Regions from separate parts of the Mus musculus genome. Here all the other regions are linked to region 3. Evidence: chromatin loops called from intact Hi-C (ENCODE). Cell type or tissue: heart. All regions are shown on one strand.

Region 1 (5,000 bases), 130 kb before region 3:
GATAGATAGATAGATAGATAGATAGATAGATAGATAGATAGACAGATGATTAAGGAAGACAACTGATGTTGCCCTCTGGCCTCTATGTACATATGCACACATGTGCACATGCATCCACATACATGTATATAACCACACAAAAAGGGGGAGAGAGAAGGGAAGGGAAGGAGGGCTATCTTGAGGAGAAGCAGTGGTAGGTACCATTAACAAGTGGTTACCATTAACAAGTGGTACCATTAACAAGTAATCACTTTTGCAGGCCCGAAGGATGAGAGGAGATTTGATCCAAAGCACCTCTGGGTGCCTTCCTGAGGTTAGGGACAGAGTTCCGTATGCAGCCCTCCCTGCCTTGCAGATTTGCCTTTATAACCTGAGGACCTTGTACACTTAGCTTTTACTTGGTGATCAATCACCCTTAGCTTTTATTGTCTTTCTCTGGTGCATTGATTACCTCCAGCCACCTCCTTTATGAAACCTGATACATTTCTCAAGCCTGATTTATTTTTCTCCACTGCCATCCCCTTTCCCAGGCAGTCCTAGTGAGTGCTGTAACAACCTAAGTAAAGTGACTGATTAACACTCAGCAGTTCGGCTTCCCTTGCTGTGGGATCCTGGCCGCTGGTGAATCTACCAGTGCTCCTGCTTTTAAAATCTGCCCAGCACTAGAGCTGGGGGGGGGGGTATTTTGGGGTATTTTGCCTGCATGTATGTCTGTACTACATGCGTGCCTACTTAGGATAAAAGAGGGCATAGGATTCGGCAGAACTGGGATTACCGATGGTCGTGAGTCTCCACATGGGGCTTGGGCAGTCCTGGAAAGGGCCCAGCTGGAACAACCAGGCACCAAAGGTTCAGCGGCACATGGAGTTGGCTCCTGGACAAGTCCTGAAGGTAGGTTCTGAAGGGATGCCTCAGCCTCTACTACAGAACCTTTCAAAGAAAAGGAATTCCTTCATAAGACATCTTCTTGCCCTGATTAGCTTAATATATGTCTCATAATTTGACTTCCTGGTCAGAGTTGCCAGCCGAAGAGAAAACCCACCCAATGCTATACACCAAAGCCTTTTCTGATATGTGTGGTCCAGAGTGCGCTGTGAGTGTTGTGTTTTATTCTGAAGCTGTACTTTATCTGTCTTCACTCACTAGACTGTGAATCCATTGAGGGAGGTGTGTGCCCGAGACTTTGCATCACACATATGTGATGGGTCCTGGTATTCGGTAAATGATCACAGAAATGAATAATAAAGGAAGGGGAAATCAACCCCTCAGCTGTGTGTAAGCAGCAAGCCCTGGGGCTAGAGAGATGGCTTGATGGTTAAGAGCACTTGCTGTTGCTGAGAACCCAGGTTCAATTCCCAGTGCCAACATGACAGCTCACAGCTGTCTATACCTTCTAAGGAGTTATAGACTGCAGGAGATTGGTGCCTTCTTCTGGCCTCCGCAGGTATCAGGCACACACATGGTGAACATACACACATACATGCTGTTAGCGTACAGGTGATTCCGCTGGCTCGACTTCAGTGGCCTAGCAGCTGCTTACTTCATCACCTGCTGCAGTCAGGTGTGTGTGGCGATAAAAGGGCCCCAGTACTCCAAGATCTCTTTCTGTCTCTGCTCCCTCCCTCCCTCCCTCCCTCCCTCCTTCTCTTTCTCCCCTCCCCAATTCTCTTCCTCTTCCTGTTCTCAGCGCTCACCCCACCTGCCCCACTTTTTCTCTGCCCACGCGGCTCTGCTCCTGTCTGCTGGTCTACATGTCCACTCAAACCCCTTACCCAGGTCCTCACTCTTCTCCCCTTCCTCTGTAAACCTCCTTTACACCAGCTCTATTGATTGGCAGAATTTCCTCCCGGCGCACCTTGGCTCAGCCTCCCGGAAGTACCTTCTCCCCACATTATATTTCATAACACGTGCAGAACACTCATACACATAAAAGTAGGATAAATCTTATTTTTCTTTTTCTAAGAGGAAGAGGAGGAAACATCTAGGGGCTCAGCAAGGCAGAATTGCCAACAAGCAAAGCCCTCAATCCTGGAACTTTTCAAGAAACTTTCTACTTCAGAAATCTGAAAATGGAGAGCTAGAGAGATGGCTCAGGGATTTAAAAACACTTGTTGGTCTTGCAGATCTGTATTTAGTTCCCAGCAACCACATGATGGCTTGGAGCCATCTGTAACTCCAGTTCCAGACGATACGACACAAAAACAGAATAATTTTTAAACAAAAAAAACAAAAAAACAAGCTGGGCATGGTGGCACAAGCCAGCATTTAGAGGGCAGAGGCAAGCAGATCTGAGAGTTCAAGGCCAGCCTGGTCTACATAGTAAGTTCCGGGACATCCTGGGATATACAGAGAAACCCCGTTTAGAAAAAAAAGAATTTTAAAAGAAGAAAGAACTCTGAAAATATATGTTACTTCCCACTCTAGCCCTGATTCCTCCTCAGCTAGATCTCCCGACTTTGTTCTACGATTGACTTCTCCTGGTTTCATAGCCATGCCCACAAGAGGGCAGTAGAAACCAGAGCATCAAGACTGGGTGGCCTGGTTTCTAGCCGCTGCCCGGGTTCCACCCTAAGAACTCAATGAGACCACGCCCCCTCGGGCCGCGAGTCCTTGAGGGAAGAGTGTACTCAAGACTGCATCACGAATGTATGAGGAGTCCTGGGACTTGGTAAATGACTGATCACAGAGATGAATAATAAGTGAAGGGGGAAAAATCAGCCTCGTAGTAAACGATCCTTACTGCAAGCCAGAATGAGAGCTACAGCCATTTTGGTGGGTGAGACCCTTGGCACAGAAATTTCTTTTGCTCACTAGGTGGCAAAGCTGGGCCACCTGGATCCATTTATCAGCTGTCGCCTTCTTCCTACATATCAGATACCATCTGAACAGCAATTCCAGAAGCCCCTAACTTTGTAAGCCTAAAAGTGAAATAGACTAGTGGAAATGAAAATATCAGGTCCGTCATCTCCTATTCCCAGAACATGTTCTAAAAGCTAAATGCTAAATGTTCTTTGCAGTGATCCCGTCCTTGTTCTGGTTGGTTTTATATCAGCTTGACACTAAGCCATCTGTGAAGAGGAACCTCAAATAGCCTGTAGGCACCACTGTGGTACATTTTCTAGACTGATGATGGTGTCTGAGGGCCCAGCTCACTGTGGATGGTGCTATGGCTGGGGTGGTGCTGGGTTGTAGAAGAAAGCAAGCTGAGCAAGCCCATGTACAGCAAGCCAGTAAATAGCATTCTTCTGTGGCCTCTGTTTCAAAGCTCCTGCCTCAAGCTGTGTGATTGGGACGTGGAAGCCAAATAGCCCCTTTCCTCCACAAGCCAGAGGACTTTGTTGTTTGCTTTTAAGATCTATTTTTAATTTATGTATATGAGTGCTCTATCTGCATGTACACCTTCATACCAGAACAGGGCATCAGATCCCAATGTAGATGGCTGTGAGTCACCATGTGGTTGCTGGGACTAGAACTCGGAACCTCTGGAGGGTCAGGTCAGACAGTGCTCTTAACAGATGAGCTATCTCTCTAGTTCTTGGCTAGAGTGTTTTCACACTAAAGCCAGGCAATGGAGGTGCTTTTAGTCCCAGCACTCGAGAGGCAGAGGCATGGGGTTCTCTGGGTTCGAGGCCAGCCTGGTCTACAAATCAAGTTCTAGGACAGCCAGGGCTACACAAAGAAACCCTGTCTTGAAAAACAAGACAAAACAAAAACAAACAGAAAGGAAGAAAGAAAGGAAAGAAAGCTAAAATACTCCTCTAAATCCTGCCTCCCCTCCAGAGTGCTGGGATTGCAGATGTGAGCGCCACCTCCAGTTTACTTAGTTGGGTTTTTTAACAGGACTTAGTCATTGGCTTGAGAGGAGTAGATGTCTCCAGAAAGCCACCCACACAGGCCATGTGTAGCCTTCTCCAGACACCCTTGTCTTGCAATTGCAGTGCCTTCCCCACTGACCCTCTTCATGCTAACACCTCCCATTACCCAACTGCAAATCCGGGCAAACCTGAACCAAGTTCAACCCTCCATTCTGGACACCCCCCCCCACCCCCCATCGCTTCCCTTCTGTACTTAGGAATAATCCAATCGTTTCTCCCTGCAAGAAACCTTGGAAGTCTCTAGACTCTTCACTTCCCCTTCCATCTAACCTCCATTCAAATCACATTCAGTCTCTTCCTCTTCTAACTGCCTGGGCTTCACCTGTGTTTGTGCCACTGCATAGATTAAGGCTCACCCGTAGCTCAGGCTTCCAACTGCCCACCTAGCCATCCATGTAGGATGTCAAGCATGTTGGAGTGATGCCATGTATCAGACACTGTTGAGAGGCTGGCCGTGAAGTGCTGAGCAGGCTCAGTAAGAGCTGCCATCACTGCAAGTCACAGCTTTATGCCATAGACAGTGGGAGAGTGACAGCAGTGAGAAGCAGGAAATACAGTAGGCAGAACGATGACAAGTCCTGCAGGCTTGAACATTTATAAGAGTGTTTGACTGTATGTGTGTATGTGCACCCTTGTGTGGTGTTTTGAATAACAATAGGCCCCATAGGTCCACAGGAAATGACATTCTTAGATGTGGCCTTGTTGGAGTAGGTGTGGCTTTATTGGAGGAAGCATGTCACTGGGGTTAGGTGTGAGGTTTCAAAAGCTCAAGCCAAGCCCAGTGTGGCTCTCTTCCTGCTGCCTTCAGATCTGGGTGTAGAACTCTCAACTATCTCTCCAGCACCATGTCTGCCTTTGTACCATCATGCTTCCCGCCATGATGATAATGGACTAAACCTCTGAACTGTAAGCCAGCCCCAACGAAATCTTCTCCTTTATAAGAGTTTCTGGGGTCATGGTGTCTCTTTACAGCAATTGAAACCCTAAGACACCATGTGTACAGTGCCTAAAGAGGCCCGAAGGGGGCAGCAGATTCCCTGGAACTGGAGTTATAGGAGGTTGTGACCCACCATGTGGGTGCTGGGAACAGAACTTGGCTCCTCTACAAGAACAAGACCATTCAAC
Region 2 (5,000 bases), 49 kb before region 3:
GGTGGTGATAGGACAGCCTGTGTGAGTTGCTTTTCTTCTACCTCAGGTCATTAGCTTTGGTGGCAAGTGCCTTTACCTGCTGAGAAATGAAGCATCGCTTACCCTTTTCTAGATATTCTTCCAACCCACGACGCCGGGCATCCAATTGTTGTTCTGATAATGAGAATGGCCACTTTCCTGGAAGTCGAGGAAATGTAAAGTTGGCAAATTCTCTCTTCAGGTTTTGGTGCAGTATGGCAAACTCCCGGTACCGCTTAGAACACAGCTGCCTCCCAGCCATGTAAACATTGTATACCTGGTGAGACAGGAACAAAGAATTCACAGTCATCTAAAGCCAGGTGCATAGTGGCTAGGTCTATTTCTATGCACTACACAAAAAATGTTCACAGCCATTTTAATAAACATGGCAAAAGTTCTATGTACAAGAAAACTACTCTTTTTGAGGAGGTATGATCTCATTTTACCAGTTTCTTTAATATCTAAATACCTTCAAAGGCAATTACTAGGTTTTCCAGAAAGGCAAAAGTTTCTCAGAACCATTGCAATGAATGCAATGAGTGAACAAGCAAGCTAAGGAAGGAAAAGAAAAGTTAGGATTTACTATAGAACAGCATGACTTGGCTGACATACGTGTAGCTCACACTACCTAGCTCTACAGTCATTTCAAAGGTGGTCTGGGAACAACTTGGGGGAATCAACTCTTTCTATTGTGTGGGTCCCAGGAAAAGTCAGGTTTTCTGGCTAGGTGGCCTGTACTTGCTTGGCCATCTCATCAACCCTATGGTCATTTTGTTTTATTTCTTCTCTCATTGTTGGCATTTGGGTTATTTCTGAATTAAGCTAGCAATGTGAACAATGCTGCTATAAACGTTTCTATGCATGTCTCCTGTTGTATATTCAGAGATGAAAACTGGACTGAGGATTTAAAGATAAGTACATTTTAGCCTCACGAAACAATGTCCAGCCAAGCTGTAAGATTTGTTACAACCTATACTCCTAAGGAAAAAATCTTTTTAGGGTCTGGGGAGGAAGTATAATCGGTAGAGTGCTTGCCTAGCATGCAGGAACCCTGAATTTGATCCCCAGGACCACATAAACAGGCGTGGTGGGGCATACCCATAATCTCACCATTCAGGAATCATCTGCAGCTAGACAGCAAATTCAAGGCCAGCCTGGGACGTGTGAGAAGAAATGCATTTCTGCCGATGGAATGAATGTGAAAAGGCTTCTGCATAGTTCTAATTTATTTTTCCAAAGTTACTAGTCAGGACAGTTGGCCCCTTATCAGCATGTCACACTAATAAATAACTTCATCTCCAAGACCCCATATTAATATCAACATCACAATCTAAAACATTCTAACTTTTAAAAGTCCACAGTCAACTGGGCCTGGAGGCGTATGTGTTTAATCTCTAAGTCTCACACCACCCTGGTCTACAGAGTGAGTGAGTTCCAGGACAGCCAGGGCTACACACAGAAACCGTGTCTCAGGAATAAAAAAATAAAAATTAAAACAGCACTAGTCTTTAAAAGTTCAGTCTCTTTAAAACATCCAAATGCTAGAACATCTTTTAACATTCAAAGCTTCTCTATGATGAAAATTTTCTTTCTATTTATTGTCCAAGTATCCCTTTTTGTTTTGTTTTTGTTTTTTGTTTTAATTTTTCTGAGACAGGGTTTCTCTGTGTAGCCCTGGCTGTCCAGAAACTCACTTCGTAGACCACACTGGCCTTGATCTGCCTGCCTCTGCCTTCCGAGTGCTAGAACTAAAGGTGCACTCCACCAGGCCCAGCCACTTTTTTTGTGAAATACCAATTGTTGTGGTTCACCTACTATTACATTGAATTTGTGTGCATTTTTCACGGACTTGTTGAGTCCGTGATTTGTCTGTCTCACTATGTTGCCCAGTTGACCCCAAACTTCTGAGCTCAAGTGATTTTCCTGCTAGAGTCAAAAGAACAAGCTACCACTTCCAGCTCTATGTGGTTTTTCTACCAGAATTTTTGTTTGTTTTTGAGACAAGGTCTCAATGTATAGCACAGGCTAGCTTCAAACTTAAGATCCTCTAGCTCATGCCTCCCAGATGCAATGTGCAATGTGCCACCATGCCCAGCCTTTTGTTGTTGTGGCTGACATATGTTTTTCACATGTTCACAGTGTGAATATCTTCTCTCATTTTCATTGTTTTTACTTTATTTAAGGGTCTTTCAAATACCTGGTTTTATTCTTTATATTTAGTTTTTAGGTGTCTGTCTTACGACAGTCTCACATAGAACTCACTGTGTAGCTGCAGCTGGCCTTCAACTCCTGATTCTCCCATTCCCACCTCTCTAGGGCTGGGCCACTATACCTAGCTCAGATTACAACCCTTTCTTCCTTGCTAACAATTCCATCAAGCACTGCAAAAGGCTCTGAATTTTAAGAATATAATTTATCACTCTTCTTCATAAAGAACACTTTTGTGTGCAAAGGAGACTTTTTTTTTACCCATGGACACAAAGCATAAGTAGAGTGTGGTAATGCATGCAGTCAAGAAGTGAAGGCAGGAGGATCACTATAAACAAAAGGAAGGCCAGTGTGGTCTACACACAAACTCTGTCTTAATAAAACCAGAAAAAGATCTAAAAACTTCTTGACAATATTTACTACTGAGAACTGTAAATTTTTTCTATAATATGGAATTCCACCGACATTTTTTTCTCATTTTCTTCTTTTTTAACTTGTCATATTTCTTTTGAAGTCAATAACAGTTAAATTATTTTTTATTTTCCCTAAATACTACATAATGCTTTATAGGACACCTAAGCTGGATGTCCTCAAGTGGTCTATAGTCAACCTCTTACTATAAATAATAGGAAACTGGACATAAAACACAAACAACTCTTCCAGACATGAGACAATGGGCAGCTATTAACTGATCACTAAGACAAGGAAACAAGAAAGATGAGCCCTATAACTCCTAGGCAGATCTCTGCCTGGGTAACTTCTAAAGAATGGCTCAGGGAGGCCACATGAACCAAGTAGGCCAAAGCAGCTAAATTTGTAGGGCTAAGCACCACAAGAGGGTGCTAAACACAGGCAGGCTCCAGGTCACCTTCAATTCTAACTGAACAGCAACCCAAGGAAAGAACTCTCACCAGGGGGTAAGGTAAATGAACAACTCTCAGAGTTAACACTGGGTTTAGAACAATTCAACTTTCCTCCAACCAGGAAAAAAAAAACAAAAACAAACAAACAAAAACAAAAACCAGACTTCCCTGAATTTTGTGGCTTTTAGAAGAGAACACAAAAGGCCTGTTCTAGGAAAGAGACTAAATTAGTTCTAGGGTGGTAGTGGTGGTGCATGCCTTTAATTCCAGCACTCAGAAGGCTGAGGCAGACAGATCTCTTGAGTTTGAGGCCAGCCTTGTCTACAATTGAGTTCCAGGACAGCCAGGACTGTTAAACAGAGAAATCCTGTCTTGAAAAACAAACAAACAAACAAATAAATCTTACTCCTAGAATAAGAGCTATTCTAGCTGGGGATGTACCTCACTCATAGACCACTTGTCCAACATACTCAAGGCCCTTGGTTTGAACCCCAACACTTTATAATTTATTGTGTTTTTTAAAAAGCTATACAATGCCAGGTATGTTGGTGCACGCATTTAATCTCAGCACTCTGGGGGCAGAGGCAGGTAGGTCTCTGTGAATTCGAGGGCACCTTGGCTGACACAGTGAGTTCCAGGAAACCAGAGCTACATCCTGAGCTACATACAAAGTTACTACCCTGTCTAGTACACACACACCTCAAAACCCATATGGTGGGGCTGGAGAGATGGCTCAGCCATTAAGAGCACTGACTGCTCTTCAAGAAGTCCTGAGTTCAATTCCCAGCAACCACATGGTGGCTCACAACCATCTGTAATAGGATCTGATGCCCTCTTCTGGTGTGTCTAAAGACAAGTACACTGTACTCATATAAATAAAATAAGTAAATCTTAAAAAAAAAACAAACCCAGATAGTGGAAAATCTCCTGAGATGTCTTCAGACCTCCATACACATCCACAATAAACAAACAAATAACAGGAAGTAAGTAAATATAAATAAATGAAACAAAAAAAGAGAACTTGTCTGTTGTATAAACACTCAGGTAGCAATGGAAGAACACTGAGAACCCCTGAGCTGCCTCCCCAGCTGCCACTCTCAACAGCAATAGCAGCCACCCAAAAGGAACTGAAGCCCACCACCAATAAGATAAGAAGACAAGAGAGCACAGGATAGAACAAGAGAAGAGAATAGCTACTAGGCCATCCAAAAGCTTCAGCCCAATACCAGTCTAACAAACAAGAAACCGGAATCTCGGGAGGACATGAGGAGGCAGGAGAAACATCTCAACAGTTAAGAGCACTGACCGATATTCCAGAAGACCCAGGTACAGTTCTCATCAGCCACATGGTGACTTGGTAACTCCAGTTCCAAGGGATTCTACACCCTCCTGTGGTCTCCAAGAACAACAGGTATGCATGTGACACACATACATGCAGGCAAAACACCCATACACATAAAATAAATCTTTAAAAAAAATCTTTTAAAAGAAATTAACAAAAGATACTAAATCAGCTTCCCTAAACAGGATAAATACTGAGAAAAACCATCTTAAGACTTACATAAATCAAAGATTAAGAAAAAAACCTTGAAGACAGCCAGAGGGAGTTAAAATATTATATAAAAAAGACCAAAAAATAAACGGAGCAAACTTCTCATCACAAACTATGTAAACCAAAAGTCTACGTTGTGTGTGTGGTTTGTGTGTGAGCACACATGTGCAGCCATATGTGTGTGTGGTTTGTGTGCGCACACACATGTGCAGCCATGTGCAGGGAGGTTCAAAGGACAACATTCAGGATTCAGTTCTCTTCTTCTACCCTGTGGAAACTGTGTATTGTACTCAGGTGTCAGGTTTGGCAGTGAGCACATTTACCCCTTGAGCCAGTCTCACCAGCCCATGATGTGGCTG
Region 3 (5,000 bases):
TTTAAACACTCTTGGTAGATATTAGCTGTAGTTTCATCATTTTGGACCCTATACAGCAAATGACCTAGAACTTTAATACACTTATAACTGTATATATTTTAAAACTAAATATAAAGAGCTGAATCAAAGCTAATTTCCACAGGGAAAGCAAAATGACAATTCTAAAAGTTTCTATCAGAAGAAACCATCAGTCACAACTTTTGCGTTTTCTAGAAAATAAATACCAAGGGACCCAGTTAGAAGGCAAAGTCATTATTGTATTCAGTATCTTAATGCTACCCACAAAGACTAAAAATATACTACCCGAAAATATTAGAAAATAGTCTGTAATATAGCAATTTAAAACAAAACAAAACAAAAACCCCACAAGCATCTCTTTCCATAAAGGTCAGAAGAAATGTGCAAGCTCTCCACACACATGCATTAGTGAGCTACTCTTTCTTGAAGTGGAAAAGACGAGGAAACAGAGTAAGAGTAATGGGCACAAAAATGGGAGGGGGGGGAAAGGCCTGGAGGAAGGGGGCTCCTTTACAAGGACAGACTCCCAAGATTCTGTAAGTGCAGCTCTTACATGAATCTGTTTTACAAAATGAAGAGCAGGCAGCTGTGGAACTTACAATTAAAATGAAATATTTAAAAAGAAGAAAGACTTGTGTGAGTAAATCCCATCATGGAAGGAGAGGCTGCGTGTGGGGGGCGGGGAGGGGGGGGCGATACAATATAGATGCAGTAAGGAGAGATCCAGGATTGAAGGAGAATGGAGACAATGAGAGCACACAGCGCCAACAAGTCAACCAACAACCACTATACAAATTTAGGACAAAGTACAAAATCACAACCACAACACAGCTTAGGGCAGTGGAGGTCTGCGTTCAAACTGCCAAGACAACATCTCTGGAGCTTTAAGGGATGTGGTGGTGACAAGTGAGCCTGAACAAGTTCGATGAAGGAAGACTGCAGCAGAAGGTGGGTTGCAACAGCAGAAGGGGCCTTAAAAAGAGAAGGGAAAGCTACGTCGAGAAATTTAAAGTGTAGGATTGCAATAGCACAGAGCAGGAGGAAAACGGAGCGGGCAAAGACCTAAGTCGACTGCAGTCTGAGGGAAGCAGGAGCTAGGAGCACTATTAAACCGAACTCCAAGGTGTGAGGAGTGGTGCACGTGGGAAGTCGGGGAGCCAGAAAAGGCTGTACTCAAAAGCAATGTAGCCATGGAGAAGCTAGCCTGAAAATCAGGTTGCAACCCCTCCCCCAAAAACGCATGTGATAAGGTATACTCGAGATGGTGTGACTACAAAGAAGAAGAGGGGAGAAAAGGCCAAACGGTGGATGCAAAAATGTCGGTGTGCTTTTATCATAACGGGGAATAACTAAGGAAAGTGGGTGGAGGGTTAAGGTGGGGAGAAATGATGCCTCCAGAGGAAAATGAGCTGACCACAGGTCCTATCAGGTCTAGAGGGCAGAAGGGACAGTCCACAAGGTCTGAGGGGAGTGGCAGCGACCAGGAAACTATGATGCTAAAGATGAAAAGTTGGGGAGGACACAGTACTGGCTAGGTCGAAAGGAGACTCCCTCAGTAAGGGGCAGAAAGAGGCATGCTATAGAAGAAGGCAAACGGGTTGAGAGCAGCCAAAGGCATGGGAGCAGCAGGGAGAGCACAAACTGGAGACGCCAGGAAAGCAGGAGGCTCCAAGCCGGGCCGCGAAGGCCCGCGGGGGGCGAGGGTCGCGGCAGGCTCTCGAGCTAAGAGAGGTGCGGCCTGGGTGACAGGGTGCGGGGCCAGGACAGGCGAAGGATAGGAGGACGGGGCGTGGCGGCAGCGATACTCACACCTCCAGGATGCGGTCCCCTTTGCGCACCCCGGCCCGGTCGGCCGCCCCCCCGGGCAGCACGGCGCTCACATGCTGCAGCGGCGCGTACAGCTCCCCGTTGATGCTCCGCAGTTGCCCGCCCTCGCTCACTTGGCCCCGCACGTTGAAGCCGTAGCCGGATTCGGACTTGACAATGCGCACGACCCGCGGGCCGCCGCCTCCCCCGCCACCGTTCCCGGCGCAGTGGAGCCCAGACCCCCCGCCGCCGCCTCCATTCCGGTGCGGGGCTGAGGGGTGAATACCTTCCCCGTCCTCGTCCGCCATCTTGCGAGCAAGCGAGCGGTCCCCCGCCCCCCTACGCCTCCACTCCTCCGGCGCGCGCCCGCCCCCTCCGGCAGCCGCGCGACCCCGGCGCGCGCCCGCTCCGCCGACCGCTGGAGCTAGTGGGCCACCGCGCTGCGAGGGGGTGAGGAAAAGGGAGCAAGGCGGGAGAAGCAGACGGTTGGGCGCTGCAGGGCCTCCTGGGAGATGTAGTTCTGCAAATGGTGCATGACGCATCCGGGCTCAAAGCCTTCTGGGAGTTGTGGTTTATTGGGCTTTGGGCTCTGGTTAAGTTTCCTTGGTTGGATGATGAGAATCTTTTTTTGTTTTGTTTTTTCGAGACAGGGTTTCCCTTTGTAGCCCTTGCTGTCCTGAACTGGCTCTGTAAAGCAGGCCGACCTCAAACTCAGAGATCCACCTGCCTCTGCCTCCTGATTGCTGGGATTATGCCCGACCACTAGTTGGTGATTCATTGCAATCTTGAATCGGTTATTCATTTGTATATTCATGTTGGACAAAGCCCCAGCAATCAAGTGATACAACCAGATCGTGAATTCGGTTCCTTATTTCAAGTATTAGGATACGGAACTTTAGTGTTACCAAAGTCAAGCAGCAATTATGTAACAGCATTTAAAGCTCAGCTGTTTTTGCGCAACTTTCTTTTCCATGTTATTGCAACTTCACGGCTATATACAGACATACAAAAAAGCATGTGTGGAGGAAAACAACAGCTTCCATGATTTAGAACTGGATATTAAAGTGGTCAATAATTTTAATTTAGCAAGAGTTTTGAAGTTGCTTTTATCTTGTTTATTTCATTTCTTCCAATAGCACAAGAGAATTCTTAGAAAGCATGCAGTTGGTGTTTTTGGCGATCTGGCAGGATATAAACTTGATAGAGCTGGGTGCCTGGTGACAGCAAGTAATGACAGAAATAATGCACATAGCAATCTACGCCATCACTGCTCCACTTTGGTATTTGATTTCCCCCTACTGATAAGGTCACTAGTTAATCCATTCCTGTTTAGTAGATGTTGTAGAATACACAAGATTCCACAAAGCAAAGACAAAGGAAACAGTATCAGCCTCCTCAGGTATTCTCAGTTCTTCCCCACCAAGCACCATGTAGATAAAGAGCTCTGATGAGTGATGTTCCCCTAAGGTATCAGAGCCTAAGACACACAACTTGGAAAGGTTGCCATTCTGTACAAAGGAATACAGTAGACTTGCTCTTTGTCCTGAGGGGGACATTACTTCATCTCCCAAAGTGACATATTAACACAACCCCCCAACCGGAGAAATAACCTGGAGATAACGAGCCAGGAGTCTTCCTTCTTGGCATCCAGCAGAAGAAGAGGAGAAGCACCAAGAACTACCTTTCTCAACATGACTATGTACCAAGTCTTTACATCTAGAACTTATTAACGCTTTACAGCACTAGCCCAGTCCCTGCTTGGTAGATGAGGTTACACAAGTAAAAAATTATGAACCTAAAAGAAGCAGATAATTTATAAAAACAAACAAGCCCCTGAAAGAGTTTACTGGCCATGGAGAGTTTTTAAGATTACAAGGGACAGAAGAAGCAATAGGGGGATTAAGAGATTTTGAAACATACTGAATGGAGACACAAAGTCACTACAGTTAGAGCATACATATGAAGGTTAAAAAGAAAGGTTTGCATTATAAACAAAAGGAATAAAAGTAACCTTGTTTTACAACAAAGCTGATGAAGACTCTTGGTTAGTTCTGAAATACTGAAATAATAAAGATAGAATAAGTTTTGCTTCAACATAATGATGGAATCTGGTTTGGACTTGAATAATTTATTTTGAATTGAGTACTGGATGGAAAGAACTTGCTGCTAAAATAACTAGTTTTTTGGTTTTTGGTTTTTTTGGTTTTTCGAGTCAGGGTTTCTCTGTGTAGCCCTGGATGTCCTGGAACTCACTCTATAGACCAGGCTGACCTTGAACTCAGAAATCTGCCTGCCTCTGCCTCCTGAGTGCTGGGATTAAAGGCGTGCATCAACATGCCCAGATAGAACTAGTTATTTTTGCCAAGCCCACATCTTTAATCCCAGCACTCGGGACACAGAGGCCAGCCCATCTCTGTGAGTTGAGGCAAGCCAACCAGGAGCTACATGCTAACATTCTGTCTCAAAAAACAAACAAACAAACAACATTTGCCTTTATTTTTTATTAAAAAAATATACTGAAGGTGGGAGGGCTAGAGACATGGCTCAATGGTTAAGAGCACTGGCTGCTCTTCCAGGTGTCCTGAGTTCAATTCTCAGCAACCACATAGTGGCTCACAACCATCTACAATGGGTTCCGATGCCCTCTTCCATCATGCAGGCATACATGCAAATTGAGCACTCATATACATAAATTGTAATGTACTTACTCGTATATAAATACATATATACATAAACAAATATACATATAGATACACTGAATGAGGCTAAGGGTGTCAGCCAGTCAGTAGACCACTTGCCTAGCATGCAGGAAGCCCAGCTTAATCCCTAGTCGCATAAAAACAAGATGTGGTGATACACTCCCAGCACTCAGAACTTGGAGGCCCTAGGAAAAATCAGAAGTTCAAGGTCATCATCCTCAGCTATAGAGCAAGTTCAAGGGGATCCTGGGCTATAAGAGACCTTTTTTTAATATTTTTTTCAGCACACACGCACACACACATACATATGTGTGCACGCACACACACACACACACACACACACACACAAATTGAATGTACCTTCTGTTCTAGGCTTTTTAACAATGGTGAGAGATGCAGAGATAAACGAGATAGCTACAGACTACAGGTTTAGGGAGTCAAACTGCACTGCCCTTCATGCAACCTCTTCACCCCTCA

What was found. Peaks named below come from ENCODE experiments on the same cell type or tissue, not always from the same donor. Only the 100,000 strongest peaks of a DNase experiment are listed, where the experiment ranks them.
Region 1: a loop joins it to region 3, with 3 times the contacts of the local background. A loop is called at or near these places in 13 of 42 quality-filtered maps.
Region 2: a loop joins it to region 3, with 1.9 times the contacts of the local background. A loop is called at or near these places in 4 of 42 quality-filtered maps.

The regions. Positions count from the first base shown.
Region 1 is chr3:94,454,115-94,459,114 of GRCm38, forward strand. No RefSeq gene overlaps it. Among named protein-coding and RNA genes, the nearest start is that of Mrpl9, 13 kb to the left of the region's middle. In heart, a CTCF peak has its summit at 2,497 (motif pointing right); a DNase peak (open chromatin) is centred at 2,557; H3K4me3 peaks cover 481 bases; H3K27me3 peaks cover 1,147 bases.
Region 2 is chr3:94,531,095-94,536,094 of GRCm38, forward strand. It overlaps Snx27 (sorting nexin family member 27), which reads right to left. Exons shown (of 12, transcript NM_001082484.2): 3 at 103-295. Among named protein-coding and RNA genes, the nearest start is that of Snx27, 49 kb to the right of the region's middle. In heart, a CTCF peak has its summit at 3,060 (motif pointing right); no DNase peak of the experiment used is centred here.
Region 3 is chr3:94,580,418-94,585,417 of GRCm38, forward strand. Snx27 (sorting nexin family member 27) reads right to left here and starts at 2,299. Exons shown (of 12, transcript NM_001082484.2): 1 at 1,828-2,299. The coding sequence starts at 2,132. In heart, no CTCF peak of the experiment used is centred here; a DNase peak (open chromatin) is centred at 2,264; H3K4me3 peaks cover 2,340 bases; H3K27ac peaks cover 2,036 bases.